2 separate regions of the Mus musculus genome follow, and region 2 is linked to region 1. The links are chromatin loops, found by intact Hi-C in ENCODE. Cell type or tissue: heart. All regions are shown on one strand.

Region 1 (8,000 bases):
CTAGCCCTGGGCTCCGTTCCTCCCGAGCCACTCCTCCAGGGCCCAGCAGCCCACAACAAGAAGTGCCTCTGTCAGTGCCAACACACCCAACATAGACCCAGGAACAGGGTGAAGGCTGTTTTGGGGCGACAGCATTTGGACTCAATCTTAAGGAGAAAGCATGCATGGCAGTCTCCTTCCAGGGGCCGAAATCAACCCTTCTTCATCTCTCGAGCCGCTTGTCTTTCCTCCTGCCCTGCCCAACCTCCCTCACCTAACTCACCCTCCTTGCCCCGTGCTTGCCTTTGTTCTTTGAGGCCATCTTTTCAGCCTCGCGTGGGGTCTTGAAGAGCACAGGCTCACTGGCTGGGCTCTGTCCCTGGATGGAGATGGCCTGCACATGGACGATATATTCTGTGTCCTCCTCCAGGTCCCAGAGAGCGCAGGACCGGGTGGTGGTGTTCACCTCCTGAATGAACCGGAGCATCCGCACATCCTTCTTCTAGAAAGGGGAGAGAGCTTGCTATGTTAGCATGCAGGGCACCAACCCCACATCTGCCCACCTCGACAGTGACAAGCCCCCTCTTCATGGCTGTTACATTCCCGCCACCCAGAACAGCCTTATTTCCACAGTAGAGCTAAGGAAACATGTTCAGAGGGGTCAGAGTGTTGCCCAGGGCCACGCATCTTCTGAGGAGCAAGCATTTGAGGTCAGACCCTTGCTCTGAATTACCATGTCCCAGCCAAGACCTCCTGAGCCTTTGTCCAAGGAACTAAGGACCTTCTGTGACCCCAGTTCTAAGCTAGATATACAACTTGTTACCGTCTCTCTTGCCCTGTGGTTTCTTTTCCTTTTCTGTTTCTCTACCATCATCCTCCATGCCTGGCTGACCTTGGACTTGAAGTCCTTCTACTACTCCCCGCCCCCCCCACCACCACCTTCTGAGTTCTGGGATTACAGCATGAAATACCATATGCGCCCAGTTTCCAGTCACCATCTTGATATGCCCTCTCCCCTTAAGCACCCTCAAGGGTTACCTGCTGAGAGATGGCAAAGCCAATGACCACTTCATCCTCCAGGACATCCCAGCTGACCACGGCAGAGTTGGCCTTGAGGTGCCGGACGGTCACGTTCACAGGGGCTGAGGGGCTGTCTGCAGGGCAGGGAAGCACCTGAGTCTGAGCGTGCCCTGCTGTAAGGCCCAGCCCCATCATATATGAGAAAGAGAAAGCTGGGGGAGGCTATGTGAACAGAAACAAGGATCCAAGGTCTCAGCTGGGCCACATGGCTCTCGGTTCCTCAGTGGCTGAGAGGCCCCAGGTTCCTTGTGACTAGCATAGAAACTCCTGCTGGCTATAGACTGGCCAAACCAAGGGTCCTAAAATAAAATTGGTGGACCTGGGCTTGAACCAAGGCGAGAGCTAGTGGATAGGTGGTTGGGCACCGAGCGAGGAATAGCTGAATGGAGTTCAGGAGCTGATTAGCTTGAGAAAAAGCAGCCACAAGGACTCCTAGTCCATTGCACTTTCTATAGCCTCATGTTGTCAAGTGAGTGACCTTGAGGGAAGGAGACAGACCCTGAGATGAAGAGCCAGGAGGGGCTGAGCCCTGGCATGGAGCTGAGGGGCAACCTCACATGGTAAGCTGGGCAGAGGGCGCCTAAGGGGAAGGGTCTATGTGAGCCTCTCCATACTCTGTGGGTCCTCACGTGCGAGGAATAGAGGAAGTTAGAGAAGAGGGGACATTCAGAACAGGGTCCCTTGGTGGAGAGACACCAAGATAGCGCAAGGCCTTCTGGGTGAAGGAAGATGGTGAATGGGGAAAACGTCAGAGATAAGTGGGAGAGCAGTAGAGGAGCAGGGCAGAAAGGACCTTCCAGGAGAGGGGAGTAGAGTCACACGGGGTTATATCATGCAAGAGGGCAGGGGCTGTGATTAGAAGCCCTGGCCCTGAGCAGTAGCCCCATACCCCTCAGACAAGTGGACTCAAGGCTTCAGGATTATGCCAGACATTCAGATGGAAAGGGACAGAAGGACACAGACAGGTGGCTGAGGTCACAGAACCAGAGAGCAGACAAGTGGAACATTGGAGACAGGCAAGGAGACAGAAGCAGGGCGAGAAAGAGAGGGAGGCAGCAACAGCTGCCAGGAGGGACAGGATTGGGGTGATCTAGGGAGGCAGAGCCCCATGGGGTGGGCCAGACACTAACTGCAGCAGGGTTTGCGCCCCCCGCCCCCGCCCACGGTCCCCGCAAACACCCTTCAACCTCAGGTTACAGTTCTCTTCATAGTCGTTCCTGCGCAGCTAGCTGCCTATGGGTCCCTGAGAGATCTTTGGGGATACAGAGGGAGGCCCAAGGTGGGGCACTAGTGTCCTCAGCTGCTCTCAGGGCCAGAAAAGGTGGCTGAGGCAAAGACTCAGGGTTAGGGGATGACCTGAAGGGACCAGGAGCCGCAAGAGCTTTAAAAACTCAGGGCTGAGGTGACTGGCAGAGGTTTGGAAGCTGAAGGACGGGTTTAGGGGTCAAGAAGGTTCGGAGGCGCTAGGGTCAGGTTAGGAGAGTAGGGACCAGGTGACACAGGAGGTCCTCAGGGAGCAGGAAGGGAACCGAGGACTTCCCGGTGGCGGCGTGGGAGGGGAAGCTGTTCCCTCCCTCGTCCCCCTCCCCAGGCCCCCTTACCCGCCTGCACCAGCGCGAAGCAGACGCAGCCTAGCCACAGGCGGAGCGCGGCGCGGGGCGGCCAGGCGCACGGCCCTGGGGGCATGGCGACTCCTGGGCCCGGTGACCGCTCGCACTCACGCTCCAGCCCGCGGCCCTCCCGGCCCGGCCGCCCCGCGCCGCCCCGCGCCGCCTGCATATCGGCTCCGCGGACAGCGACTCCCGCGCGGCGGCGGCGGTGGTGGCGGCGGCGGTGGTGGCGGCGGCGGCGGCAGCGGCCGCGTCCACGTCGGGCGCCTGGGGGGCGGGGCGCCCCCGCTGCGGGGAGAGGGCGGGGGCGGGGTGAGGACCGAGGGCGCCCCCACTCCTGTCCCCGCTCTTCACTCTGTGGGCTCCCGGGAAGCCAGGGGCTTTGGGGACCCCGCGGCTCACGCTCTCTGACCGATGCAGGACCCGTAGCACCGTGCCGCGGTCAGTCCCAGCCTTAACCCTGACCTGGCCCCGGTCCCGCTCTTCCTTAGGGAAGAGGGAGGGCAAGTGCTTGGGAGATGCCCATCTGTACCCCATCTCTCACTCCAGCCCACACCCCAGGCACACACACACACACACACACACACACACGAGCTGTAGAGTGTAAGGGGGGTACAGACTCGGTACTCTGGGGAATGTGTGTACTGGGGCCGAAGAGGCTCTCCTCTGACTCCCTGGAGGTCTAGCTGAGACCTCAGACCAGTCCTTTCTTTTTCTTGTGCCTATTTTTAATCCCCTCGAGAGCACTGCGAATATCTGTCAGGCGCAGACACTCTGTAGGCCTTGGCTGGGTTTGGGACTTGGTTCTCTCTGCAGCCCCTTCAGGTCCACTCTGCTGCGGGGCGTCTCATGTAGGTGGATACTGCAGTTTGGTAACTTGTTTTGTCCAAGGACCCACCACGGGCAGGATTTGAATCCAAGGTGGGCTCAACTTCACACACTCCTCACCCAGAGTGACTTCAACACTCCAGCATCTAGAATCTCTCTCTCTCTCTAAAACTGGCACATTCTAGATTATTAAAAGAACAATCTGGAACCGTGTTTCTCCAAGATCAGAGGGCTGTGGTTTCTGGACGCTCTCGGGACCACTATATCCATTCTGACCTGACTGAGCAGTGATTTAGCTAATGGCTCTAAAGTGGTAGGGGCTGGAAGATGTGGCAGATAGCTCCAGCTAATTAGCACACGTTGATAACCCTTTTTTTCCATCACCTTGGGAACAGCCAGGTGCCAGCCTGTCCTCACACACCCTTCTGGCTACTCCTTTGATGGCCTTAGAGGCAGAGAGGAGCCTCCACCCCACATTTACTGTCCTGCCCTAAGGAGAATCCCTATAGGACAGCAGAAGGCTCCCCAGCCTCAGCCTCTTACTTTCTTGGGCTGGAGTCGCAGTCAGAGAGCCAAGGTTAAGGAGTGAGGTTAGACCAGAGAGGCATCTCACAGAAGCCTCTAAGATCTTCCATCCTATCCCTAGACTTTAGATGAAGAAGAAACTGAATCACAGAGATAGAGAACCTAGAGCTTGGTGCACACACACACACCCCCATAAGGCAAACACACACACACACACACACACACACACATACACCCCTCCTGTACTAATGCTTACCCAAGGAGTCTTTCTCCCCAAGTTTCTACCTGATCCCCTGGGAAGAATGAGGTGTGGGGGGCAGGGGGTTCTGCTGAGCTTTCCATTCACAACACCCAGCCTTCTGTACCCCCAGGACTCCATGCTAGGCAGGCTGACCTCCCACCCCAGCACCATCTGTTTTCTTGGCCACATACCTTGTCCTGGGGGGGCCTTGTTAGGACTTGGACCTTCCGGGATGGTAGCCCAGCCAGGGCACCTTCCCTCTTCTTTTTCTCTTTCTCTTTTGTTAGGTGCTGCCCGCTCTGCCCTACCCACCCCACCCTACCAGCTGCAGCTTAACCCCCAAGGACCTCCTTGCCTTCCCCAGACTACCAGGGGGCTGGCAGGAGCAACTGGAGTCTCTTCGGTTGGCTATCGCACGAGCAGCAGGAAAGAGAGGGGTCAGATAGAGGTCATAGGATCCAATTTTATCCTGACTGAGGAAAAAGGAGAGAGAGGGTCCTGGTGGGGTCTGGCCTATAGTCCAGTGATGGGGAAAGGAGAACCTCTGCGCCACCTGCTGGCAGTTCTGGGAAAAACCCCAGGCGGATGTAGGGCGTTAGGAGGGGGGAAAGGGCAGCCAGTGTTCACCGCCTGGGAGCTAGGAGGAAAAGCTTGCGGGTCGTCGCTGTTAGAAGGGTCATGGCAGACTTGGAGAATTTGGAGCGTTGTGGCGGTGGGGTGTAGCCTTCCTAGGATTCATGAGGTGCTTGGACATTGTTTCGGTTCTGGAGGAAGCCCTGGCGTGGAGTCTAGCACCCAGTAGGAGCTAGTTAGAAGCAGGAAGACTGAAAGGGCCTGGAGATGGCCTGAGGGAGCCTGGGAAGGCATTTGTCAGCACCACTTGTTTTATATACGCCATCCCGTGCTTTCTACCTTAACCAGACACACAGTAGGTATTCAGTAATGTTTATTGACTCTATGGAACAAATTCATTCTTCAAACATGTATTTATTGAATACCCATTATGCACCGGGTTCCAGGCAACATCCTGAAAGAACACACAAACACTTGAACTAGAGAAGGAGAAGGGGGGAGTCTGGAGGGGCTGAATGTCCCTGAAGTCACACCTGGGGACTCACCAACATTTGGACCCCCGTGGGTGTCAAAGCTGTCCAGAGTCTGGGAGCCTATCTTAGGCGGCAGGTCCCCCACAGCAGATCACAGTTTTCCATCTAGAAGGCTCTTTATCTGATCTTGGAGCAGACTTGGCTCACATTTACTCTGCTCTTTGTTTTTTTTTTTTTTTGTTTTTTTTTTGTTTTTTGTTTTTTTGCTTTTTGAGATGGGGTTCCTCTGTGTAGCCCTGGCTGTCCTGGAACTCACTCTCTAGACCAGGCTGACCTCGAACTCAGAGATCCACCTGCCTCTGCCTCCTGAGTGCTCAGGATTAAAGTCCTGAGCCAACGCTGTGGTATTTAGACACAGCCCCAAGTCACAGGGAGACAAGACTCAGGAGAAGGCAGGGGATTGCGTTGAGGTACAATGAGAGAGCACTCACTCTTGACCTGCATTAATGGGATTTTAAGGTTGATGTGCGTCGTTAGTCTCAGCTCTAGATCAAGAAGCTGAGCCTCAGAGAATTAAGGGACATGGCTGCAACCACCCAGACAATGAACTATGGAGCTGTGTCTAAAATCCATGGCTTCAAGTTCAGGACCTGATTTGACCTTTTACCTCCCTTACCTCTAAGGACCTTTCAGAGGATTAGTGTAAAAGCATTTTTTATTTGCCTGATGTAACTGTTGTCTCCCAGGCTTACTGCCTCCCTCTGCTAACCTCTGCCTAGTTCTGGAAGCTTCTAGCCTCTGTACAATCTAATCTGGGCCTAGAATGTTTCCAGCCTCCGAGACTCGCCGATGAAGAAGCTCACCCTTTCTCGTTCTCTCTGAGTTCTGGCTGGCTGGCTCAGCTCAGCCGTTCTGGCTCAAACTCCTCGACAAGCTGACTGATTCCATCTGACTTCTCTCTCAGCCTCTGACTGAACTGCTCTGGTTGACCTCATACTAACTTTGGCCATCTGTTCTAATCTTCTGGCTCCTTCTCCTTCTCTGGCTCATTCTGTCTTCACCTGTGTTTAGCTTGTTTTCTCTTTCATCTGTCTCTCTAAGTGTCCTGGTAAAACTGCCTCCTTCAAGCCGGGCGTGGTGGCGCATGCCTTTAATCCCAGCACTTGGGAGGCAGAGGCAGACAGATTTCTGAGTCCGAGGCCAGCCTAGTCTACAGAGTGAGTTCCAGGACAGCCAGAACTACACAGAGAAACTGTGTCTCGAAAAAAACAAAACAAAAACAAACAAACAAAAAACCAAAAAAACCTGCCTCCTTCTCCTCTCTCCCTCTCTCTCTGCACAGTTTCCTCTTGTGTTGTCTCTCTTCCTTCTCTCTTCTCTGGAGAGTCGAGTGTATCCTATATATCTCTGATTTGTCACTTTGTCTGCCACTCAACTTGACATCACTTTCAAACATGGCTGCTTCCTTTTACAAACTAACTTTACTTACATTGTTTGGGATTAAAGGTGTGTACTGAGAGGTTGTCTGCATTCTAGCCAGATCACACAGACCAGGAAGGTCTTTGGATGTGATCAGGGCAGCCATATTGCAGGATTAATATTCCTCCTACAGATGAGGACACTCTTCTCTGAAAGACATAAGGGGCTTGATGCTCCCAGGGGCAGTGGTGAAACCCAGGGACTGACCCACCATTTACCAACGCTTTCCACAGTCCATCGTCCTCACAACGCTTATGGTCGGGAACGTTATGTCCATGTCATTGCTGAAGAAACTGATGTTCAGAAGGAGAAAAGGGCTTGCTGTGGGTTGTATAGCCAGGAGACACTGGTCTGTCATATCTCTGAGATTAGTCTCTGATGTCCTCATTATGGTGAGGCTTGGCTAGGTTCATAGTTCCCAAGGTCTTAGCAAGGAGGGCTTCTAGGAGAAGGCGATACATGGGCCAGCTAGGAGATAAAGCAGGAAGGCTGGGGAAGAGGTAGAGAACATAGTGTTGCATGTGGAGGGGAGGCAGGGGAAGCCGTGCATGTGAGGCAGGAGAGTGACTGGCACTGGATTGAAACACGGGGAGCGAGAGAACCAAAAAGACTGTCCTGAGCAGCTTGCAAGAGAAGATGGGGCTATGGGAGCTTCACTCATTCAACCCTCGCTGAGAACCTCCTAGATGCTATGAACAAGGCCAGCTCTCCATGGGCCTCACGTTTCAGGGAGACACGCTAAGTGAGCACCAATGACTAGATACCTCTGAGAGAGGCAGGGCAGACGGCACAGGCGTTAAAAGCACTGACTGCTCTTTCAGGGGACCCGGATTCCGTTCCCAGCAACCTCTTAGCAGCTCACAAACATCTGTAACTCCAGTTCTGGGAGATACAGATCCGATGCCCTCTCCAGCGTCCTCAGGCACAAGACAAGCGCGTGGTGCACAGACATACAGGCAAACAAAACATCTATCTATACATGCCACACACACACACACACACACACACACGTGTACACACACACACACACACACACGTGTACACACACACACACAAGTACACACACAGAGGCACACAGGCACACCCATACACACACATATACACAAGGCACACATATACACATATTCACACACAGAGGTATACACAAACACACACACACATACAGAGGCACACACATACATACATCTTCCAAGGCTGGGCTACACGTGTGGC
Region 2 (8,000 bases), 140 kb before region 1:
AAGAGATGGAGAGATGGCTCAGCAGCTAGGAGCGCCTGCTGCTCTTACAGGGCAGAGTTTAGTTCTTTCGTCTTCTTCTTTTTTTTTTAAAAGATTTTTATTTATTTATTTCAGATAGATAGATAAATAGATAGATAGATAGATAGATAGATAGATAGATAGATAGATAGATAGATAGATAGATAGTGAGTACACTTTAGGTGTCTTCGGACACCCCAGAAGAGGGCATCAGATCTCATTACAGATGTTTGTGAGCCACCATGTGGTTGCTGGGAATTGAACTCAGGTCCTCTGGAAGAGCAGTTGGTGCTCTTAACCACTGAGCCATCTCTCCAGCCCCAGAGTTCAGTTCTTAACGTAGCTCAAATATTTCACAACCACCTGTCGCTCGACCTGCAGGGATTCTGACATTCTTTTTTGACCCTCCATGGGCACCCACATGTGGCATACTTTGACTTGCTTGCTTGTTTGTTTCAAGATAGGGTTTCTCTGTGTAACCCTGGCTGTCTTAGAACCCACTCTGTAGACCAGGCTGGCCTGGAACTCACAGAGCTCCACCTGCCTCTGCCTTCCGGGTGCTGGGATTAAGGGTGTGTGCCACCTCCCAGCACACAGGTGGCATATGACCACACAGACGTATATATTATGATAGTTTGAATGAGAATGGCCCCTGTAGACTCATATTCGAATGCTTGATCCCAGGTGGTGGAACTATTTGGGAAGGATTAGGGGTGTGTCAGTGGAGGTGGGCTTTGAGGCAACATCAGGAAACGCCAAAGCCCTCACCGTTCCCAGTCATTTTCCTCTGCCTTGTGGTTGTTGTCTCAGCATAAGTTCTCCGTTACTGTTCCATGGTTATAGATAGTTATAGACTAGCCCTCTGGAACTGTAACCAAACTTTATTTATTTATTTATTTATTTATTTATTTATGTAAGTCACCTTGGTCATGATGTCTCAATAGAACAGTATCTAAGACCTATATATACACATAAATAAAGATAAAGAAAAAGGAAGAGAGACATGAGCATTCTTACTCAGTCTTGGTTGTGGAAGATGGGGGACATGAGACTATGGTTGTCACAGAGGTGACCTAGGAAGTGGGGAGCACTCGGGAGCAGCATGGGAGACATTAATAACTGTGCCCCCCCCAAGCTGTAGAGCCTGCCCTAAATAATTATGGGAGCAATGTTCCCTAGGCCCTGGCTCTCTGAGAGTAAAATGCACCCTCCAACGCCCTCTTTACAGGACTGTTGTGACTGGATGAGAGGCTCTGTCATGAGTTGGTGGTGTGAAGTTGCTCTGAAAACCCTGTCACCTAACCCAAGGGGAAGCCATTCTGCTCAGCTTTCCTGTAGTGACACTGTCCTGAAACTGTCCCAAGGAGGAAGAAAATAAATGGGTCTGAGGTGCCCTCCAGGACTCTCAGGGTCACTGTGTCTTGAAGCAGGATATGAATCCAGGCTTGGAAAGCGAGAGGCTAGGTGGAGCCTGACTCTGTGCTGCATTCACTGGGTGCTCGTGGGAAGCTACCTCACTCACTGGCTCTGGTCTCCACAGAACTGGGCAACCCAACTCATAGCAAAGGTTTATTGTGAGAATGAACTCAAAAAGAGTTTCATCATGGGCCCAAGAATTTTAGCCATCATTGTCTATTTAGAAACTTTGAGCCAGGAAGTGGTGGCACATGCTTTTAATCTCAGCACTTGAGGCAGAGAGGCAGAGAGGCAGAGGAGGCAGGTGGATTTCTGAGTTCGAGGATAGCCTGGTCTACAGAGTGAATTCCAGGACAGCCAGGGTTACACAGAGAAACCCTGTCTTGAAAAAAAAAAAAAAAAAAAAAAAAAAAAAGAGCATGGACTGTTCTTCCAGAGATCCTGAGTTTAATTCCCAGCAACTACATGGTGGCTCACAACCATCTGTAATGAGATCTGATGCCCTCTTCTGGTGTGTCTGAAGACAAGGACAGTGAACTCACATACATGAAATAATTAAATAAATCTTTTTTAAAAAAAAATCTTTGAAAACTTCGAAGCCCTCAGTAATAGCACATGGTAATAGCACATGCCTTTAATCCTCGCACTCAGGAGGAGCAGGCAGATCTCTATGAGTTTGAGTCCAGCCTGGTCTACAAAGCAAGTTCTAGGACAGCTGAGGCTACATAGAGAAACCCTGTTTCTTTTTTTTTTTTTGTTAAAGATTTATTTATTATTATATGTAAGTACACTGTAGCTGTGTACATGTGTTTATTATTATTATTATTATATGTAAATACACTGTAGCTATCTTCAGACACTCCAGAAGAGGGAGTCAGATCTCATTACAGATGGTTGTGAGCCACCATGTGGTTGCTGGGATTTGAACTTCGGATCTTTGGAAGAGCAGTCGGGTGCTCTTACCCACTGAGCCATTTCAGCAGCCCTGTAGTGTGTGTTTTTAACTGCTGAGCCATCACTCCAGCCCCTATATAGATACTTTTAAATCTTTCTTTCTTTTTTTTCTTTCAAGCTGAAAATGGAACCCAGTCTTCTTAGATGCTAAGCACATTCTCTAATTTTTCTTTTTTAAAAACATATTTTTGGGGCTGGTGAGATGGCTCAGGTGGTTAATAGCACTTATTGCTCTTCCACAGATTCTGAGTTCAATTCCCAGCATCCACATGGTGGCTCACCATCTGATGCCCTCTTCTGGTTTATCTGAAGACAGTGACAATATACTCACATAAAATAAACAAATCTTTCAAGCAAACAAACAAACAAAACCCATATTTTTATAGCTGGACAGTGTCGGTGCCTGCCTTTAATAATCCCTGTACTCTAGAGGCAGGAGCAGGCATATCTCTGTGAGTTCAAAGCCAGCCTGGTCTACAGAGGGAAGTCCAGCATAGCCAGGGTTACACAGAGGATCCCTGTGTAGATAGATAGATAGATAGATAGATAGATAGATAGATAGATAGATAGATGATAGATAGATAGATGATAGATAGTTAGATAGATACTTTAAAATGTTTCTAGTCCTATTAAGTAACTCATGCTGTCCTTGAACTTGAGATCCCCTGCTTCAGTCGTCTAAGTGCAGGCATTACAGGTACCAAGAACAGTACTTATATTAGTTCATAGTTGCATCCCTAGCCTGCAGCTTTTCAATAAAACAGTGGTTGGAGCTGGAGGAGTAAGTCTGTGCACAGCCTTTGCCTAACAGGCAGAGCGCTTACCCAGCATGTGTGGGTTCAAGCCCCAGCAGTGCACAGCATGCAGATAAACAATTAAGCAATACTCCATGCCGGATGCAAAGTAGACACTTTACCTGCATCATTACAGCGAATCCTCAGAACTCTCCTGACCGGTGAAGCCTGCCGAAGTCCCTTTGTCCATAAGAAAATAAGTTTGGAGGCTGGAGAGATGGCTCAATGGTTAAGAGCACTGCTTGCTTGCTCTTCCAGAGGTCCCAGGTTCAATTCCCAGCACCCACATGGTAGCTCACCACTGCAACTCCAGTTCCAGGGAACCTGACACCCTCACACAGATATACATGCAGATGAAACACCAATGCGCATAAAATAAAAACAAATTAATTATTAGAAAAAGAAAACACAGCCGGGTGTGGTGGCGCACGCCTTTAATCCCAGCACTCGGGAGGCAGAGGCAGGCAGATTTCTGAGTTCGAGGCCAGCCTGGTCTACAAAGTGAGTTCCAGGACAGCCAGGGCTCTACAGAGAAACCCTGTCTCGAAAAACCAAAAAAAAACAAACAAAAAAAAAAAAAAAAAGAAAGAAAGAAAAAAAAGAAAAGAAAAAAAGAAAAGAAAAACACTCGAAAAATAAACCAAAACCAAAAACAACAACAACAAAAGAAAACAAAAAAGAGTCACACTTGCAGGATTGATAGCACCTAGCATCCGATACCTCCTCCCCCACCCCTGTCTTCTACTTAGGTGTCATTATCCTGGACCCCGGGAGGCTTATGGTCAGGGTGGCGGGAACCACAGACTCGACTCTCTCAAGCATACTCCCCAGGAACTGTATCATGGCCACAGGCAGATTTCTGTACAGATTACAGACAACTCTCTTGAGCTGGGTGGTGGTGGCGTAAGCCTTTGATCCCAGCACTTGGGAGGCAGAGGCAGGCAGATTTCTGAGTTCGAGGCCACCTGGTCTACAGTGTGAGTTCCAGGACAGCCAGGGCGATACAGAGAAACCTGTCTCGAAAAAAAAACAAAAACAAAAACAAACAAACAAAGCAACCAACCAGACAACTCTCTTGATAGATCACTTAATCTCCCTCGAGGTCAGGTTTTGCTTCCTTTTTTCTTTCTTTTTTGTCCTTGGAACTCACTTTGTAGACCAGGCTGGCCTCGAACTCAGAAATCTGCCTGCCTCTGCCTCCTGAGTGCTGAGATTAAAGGCGTGTGCCACCATTCCTGGCTCAGGTTTTGCTTCTATGTTAGATGTGTATGTTAAATGGAAAAACAGCTGGGTGGTGCACGGCTTTAGCCTCAGTGCCTGAGAGGTAGAGGCAGGCAGATCTCTGTGAGTTGAAGGCCTGGTCTACAGAGAGAGTTCCAGGACAGCCAAGGCTACACAGAGAAACCCTGTCTCAAAAAAACCAAACCAAACAATCAAAATCTCAGAAATAAAGGGGGAGAGGGGATACTGACCTCTTTTCGTAGTTTACAAGAGACGATGTTATTCCCTGCCTTTCCTTTGTCCTCCTTGCTCCCACTGTTGTGTACCATGATTCAGCTGATTGTCTAACAAGGCACCAGGTGAGTGAGCGAGTCACCCGCGGCGTCCACAGATTAACTCGCCTGCGATGTCTAGCGCAGCCTACAGGGGACGCCACACAGACCTCACCTTTCCCACTCAGGCGCCTGCCACAGCAGGACGTGTGTTTCCTTTAGTGACCGCGCGGGGGCGCACCGGACTTGTCTTTTCTGAACCGACTGTGCAAATAGCCTGGAGGGAGGAGCCTGGTCATCAAAGCAGTAATTAGTAATAAAGAGGCCTGGGATATCACTCAGTGGGCAGAGTGCTTATCTAACATGCAAGAGGCTGTATAGTGTGCGTCCAATTCCAGCATTCGGTTGAGGCAGGAAGATGACTTGTTCGAGGTCATCCTTAGTTCCATAGCTGAGCTAGATAGAAGCCAGCTTGGGTTACATAGGACGTTGTGTTAACACACACACACACACACACACACACACACACACACACACACACACACACATACACACGAATGATTAGAAATTAATGAGGGCTATGTAGCTCTGTATACATGAGATCCTATGTCCAATCCCCAGTACCACAATAAATAAATAAGTAAACACACAATAGCAATAGCTCCACCCGTTTGAAAGGAACACTGGAAAGCCATGGGTGTGGACGCCAGGGAAAGAGCCAGGCATTAGACTCAGGAGACTGGAGTATAAAGCCAGCCTCCTCACCCTCCTGTGTCTCTGGACTCTTGGGACTGTATTTCCTGGGCTTTAACATGGAGAATGCAATCCTATAGCTTAGGAGGGATACAGGGATCCCTAGAGAACAGCCCGGCAGTCTTTGCGGTTCTTACCTGGACCCCGAGTGGAAAGCTGAAGTTAAATCTCGTTTCCTGGTGAGGGTGACAGGGACCTTCTCTCAGACTCTGTGGGACTCCCACCCAGCTGCTTAGTTCTAAAACAGACATCGGCAGGCCACCATAGGCAGACCCCCAACTCAGCAGTTTCTTCTGTCCTTCTTGGAGTGTCCCTTCTGACAGTCCCGTAGGCTGCTCTAGACGCCGCGGCGGTGCCTCTGTTCCCAGTGCACATATGATCTGTACGTTTCTTCGTCCCTCTTCCACTCCCACATTCTCCTCACTTGAAGCTCTGCCTCCTGCTGGAGTCCATCCACTTCCTCTAGATTTTTGTTGTAAAAAAAAACAAAAAACAAAACAAAAAAATATGGTTTTTTGAGACAGTCTTTCACTATGCAGCTCTGGCTATCCTAGAACTCACTATTCAAACCAGGCTGGCCTCAAACTCACAGAGATCAGACTGCCTCTGCCTCCTGAGTACTAGGATTAAAGGTGTGTGCCATTACAGCTGGCTTTGTTTTTGTAGTTTTTTTATTTTGTGAGACAAAGTCTCACTGTGTACCCCTGGCTAGCCTGGAACTCTGTGTAGACCAGGCTGCCCTCAGATTCACCAAGGTCATCCTGCCTATGCCTCCCAAGTGTCTGTATTAGTCATGAGCCTCCTAAATTTTTTTTTAAGATTTTTTTTTTTTTTTTTTTTTTGGTTTTTCGAGACAGGGTTTCTCTGTGTAGCCCTGGCTATTCTGGAACTCACTTTGTAGACCAGGCTGGCCTCAAACTCAGAAATCCTCCTGCCTCTGCCTCCCAAGTGCTGGGATTAAAGGCATGTGCCACCATGCCTGGCCAATTTATTTATTATATGTAAGTACACTGTAGCTGTCTTCAGACACCCCGGAAGAAGGCATCAGATCTCATTATGAGTGGTTGTGAGCCACCATGTAGTTGCTGGGATTTGAACTCAGGACCTTCAGAAGAGCAGTCAACCACTGAGCCATCTCTCCAGCCTGAGCCTCCTAAATTTATTCATGTGCTCTGGTGGGAGCTGATTTTCTCCTGTTGTGTTGGATCTGGGGCTCGAACTCAGATCGTCAGTCTTGGCAGAAATACCTTTATTCATCAACCCTATGTGTTTTGTTTGTTTTCTTACTTTTGAAAAAATTTTAAATTATTTTGTATGTATGAGTGCCTTTGCCTGCATATGTGTGTGTGTGTGTATGTATGTATGTATGTATGTATTTATTTTGGTTTTTCAAGACAGGGTTTCTCTGTGTAGCCCTGGCTGTCCTGGAACTCACTGTGTAGACCAGGCTGGCTTTGAACTCAAAAATCGGCCTGCCTCTGCCTCCCAAGTGCTGGGATTAAAGGCGTGAGCCACCATGCCCAGCGTGTATGTATTTATATATGAGTATGTAAGCATGTATACCTGCATATCTATCGCCCTCAGAGTCTGTAGAATCCCTTGGGTCTAGAGTTATAAGTGATTGTGAGACAGCATGTGGGTGCTAGGAATGAAATCCTGGTTCTTTGGGACAGCAATCAGTGCTCTTAACCACCCGAACCGCCAGTCCAGCCCCTCCACAGTGTCTCTCTCAGAGACAAATTGGGTCTCATTATGTCGGCCAGAATGGCCCTGAACTCCTCATCCCCCTGTTGTAGCTCTCGAGTGCTGGGATTACGAGCTCACTCCACCATGACTTGACTGACTCCAGGTTTCTTGCTGAATATAAACTCCCTCTGATTACACAGTCATGGCCTTGAGGGCATGTGTGTCTTCTATTAAAGGCTTCAAGGCATCCTCCTAGGTTACTCCAGTGCCTGGAGCAGTCCACGCACGTCCCAGGAATGAGCATTTTTGCCTGCAACTGCTGCGATGTATGCCTTTGAAGCTTGGGTGCTGGTGATGTGGGCCGTGTGCACCCTGCCTCGCCATGTGAGATGGTTGCGTAGCCGGCACATTCACGCCATGCCTTTTAACTTGCTGACCCCTGAAACTCTATTTCGTTCCTTTAAATATTACTTGTTTTTTATTTGTGTGTATGGGTGTGTGTGTGTATTTGTGCGCGGGGGGGGGGGGGGGGCACGAGTAAGCGCCTGTGAAGACAGGAAGAGGATGTTGGATCCCTTGAAGCTGGAGTTACAGGTGTTTGTGAGCCTCTTGATTGATACGGGGGCTGGAAATGGAACTCAGGTCCCTGAGAAAGGAGATTGTGTCTCCAGCTGGTAACCCCAAGAGAGGGTGAATCTCCCCAGCAGATCTTGTATCCCAAAGCAACTATTATGTGGTAGTTTAGGGGCCTTGGGACTGAGTGTACCTCCCTATAGCACAAAAACTCTTGGATCTGACTGCCTCTGCCATCAGAAGTGGGGTGCTTGGGGCACAACGTATCTCTCTAGTTCAGGAGTTCTGAAACTTCAGGGGATAAATTGCCCCC

Evidence for each region. Hi-C counts contacts between places; a loop is a spot of excess contacts. Peaks named below come from ENCODE experiments on the same cell type or tissue, not always from the same donor. Only the 100,000 strongest peaks of a DNase experiment are listed, where the experiment ranks them.
Region 2: a loop joins it to region 1, with 10 times the contacts of the local background. A loop is called at or near these places in 16 of 42 quality-filtered maps.

Annotation. Positions count from the first base shown.
Region 1 is chr4:129,131,824-129,139,823 of GRCm38, reverse strand. It overlaps Fndc5 (fibronectin type III domain containing 5), which reads right to left and starts at 2,825. Exons shown (of 6, transcript NM_027402.4): 1 at 2,661-2,825; 2 at 1,018-1,133; 3 at 283-481. The coding sequence starts at 2,745. In heart, a CTCF peak has its summit at 4,819 (motif pointing left); DNase peaks (open chromatin) are centred at 1,923, 2,473, 3,122, 4,833 and 1 weaker place; H3K4me3 peaks cover 2,453 bases; H3K27ac peaks cover 2,228 bases; H3K27me3 peaks cover 5,370 bases.
Region 2 is chr4:129,273,545-129,281,544 of GRCm38, reverse strand. It overlaps Gm12976 (a long non-coding RNA gene), which reads right to left. Exons shown (of 3, transcript XR_868184.3): 2 at 4,655-5,890. Among named protein-coding and RNA genes, the nearest start is that of Sync, 10 kb to the left of the region's middle. In heart, no CTCF peak of the experiment used is centred here; a DNase peak (open chromatin) is centred at 4,894; H3K27me3 peaks cover 1,405 bases.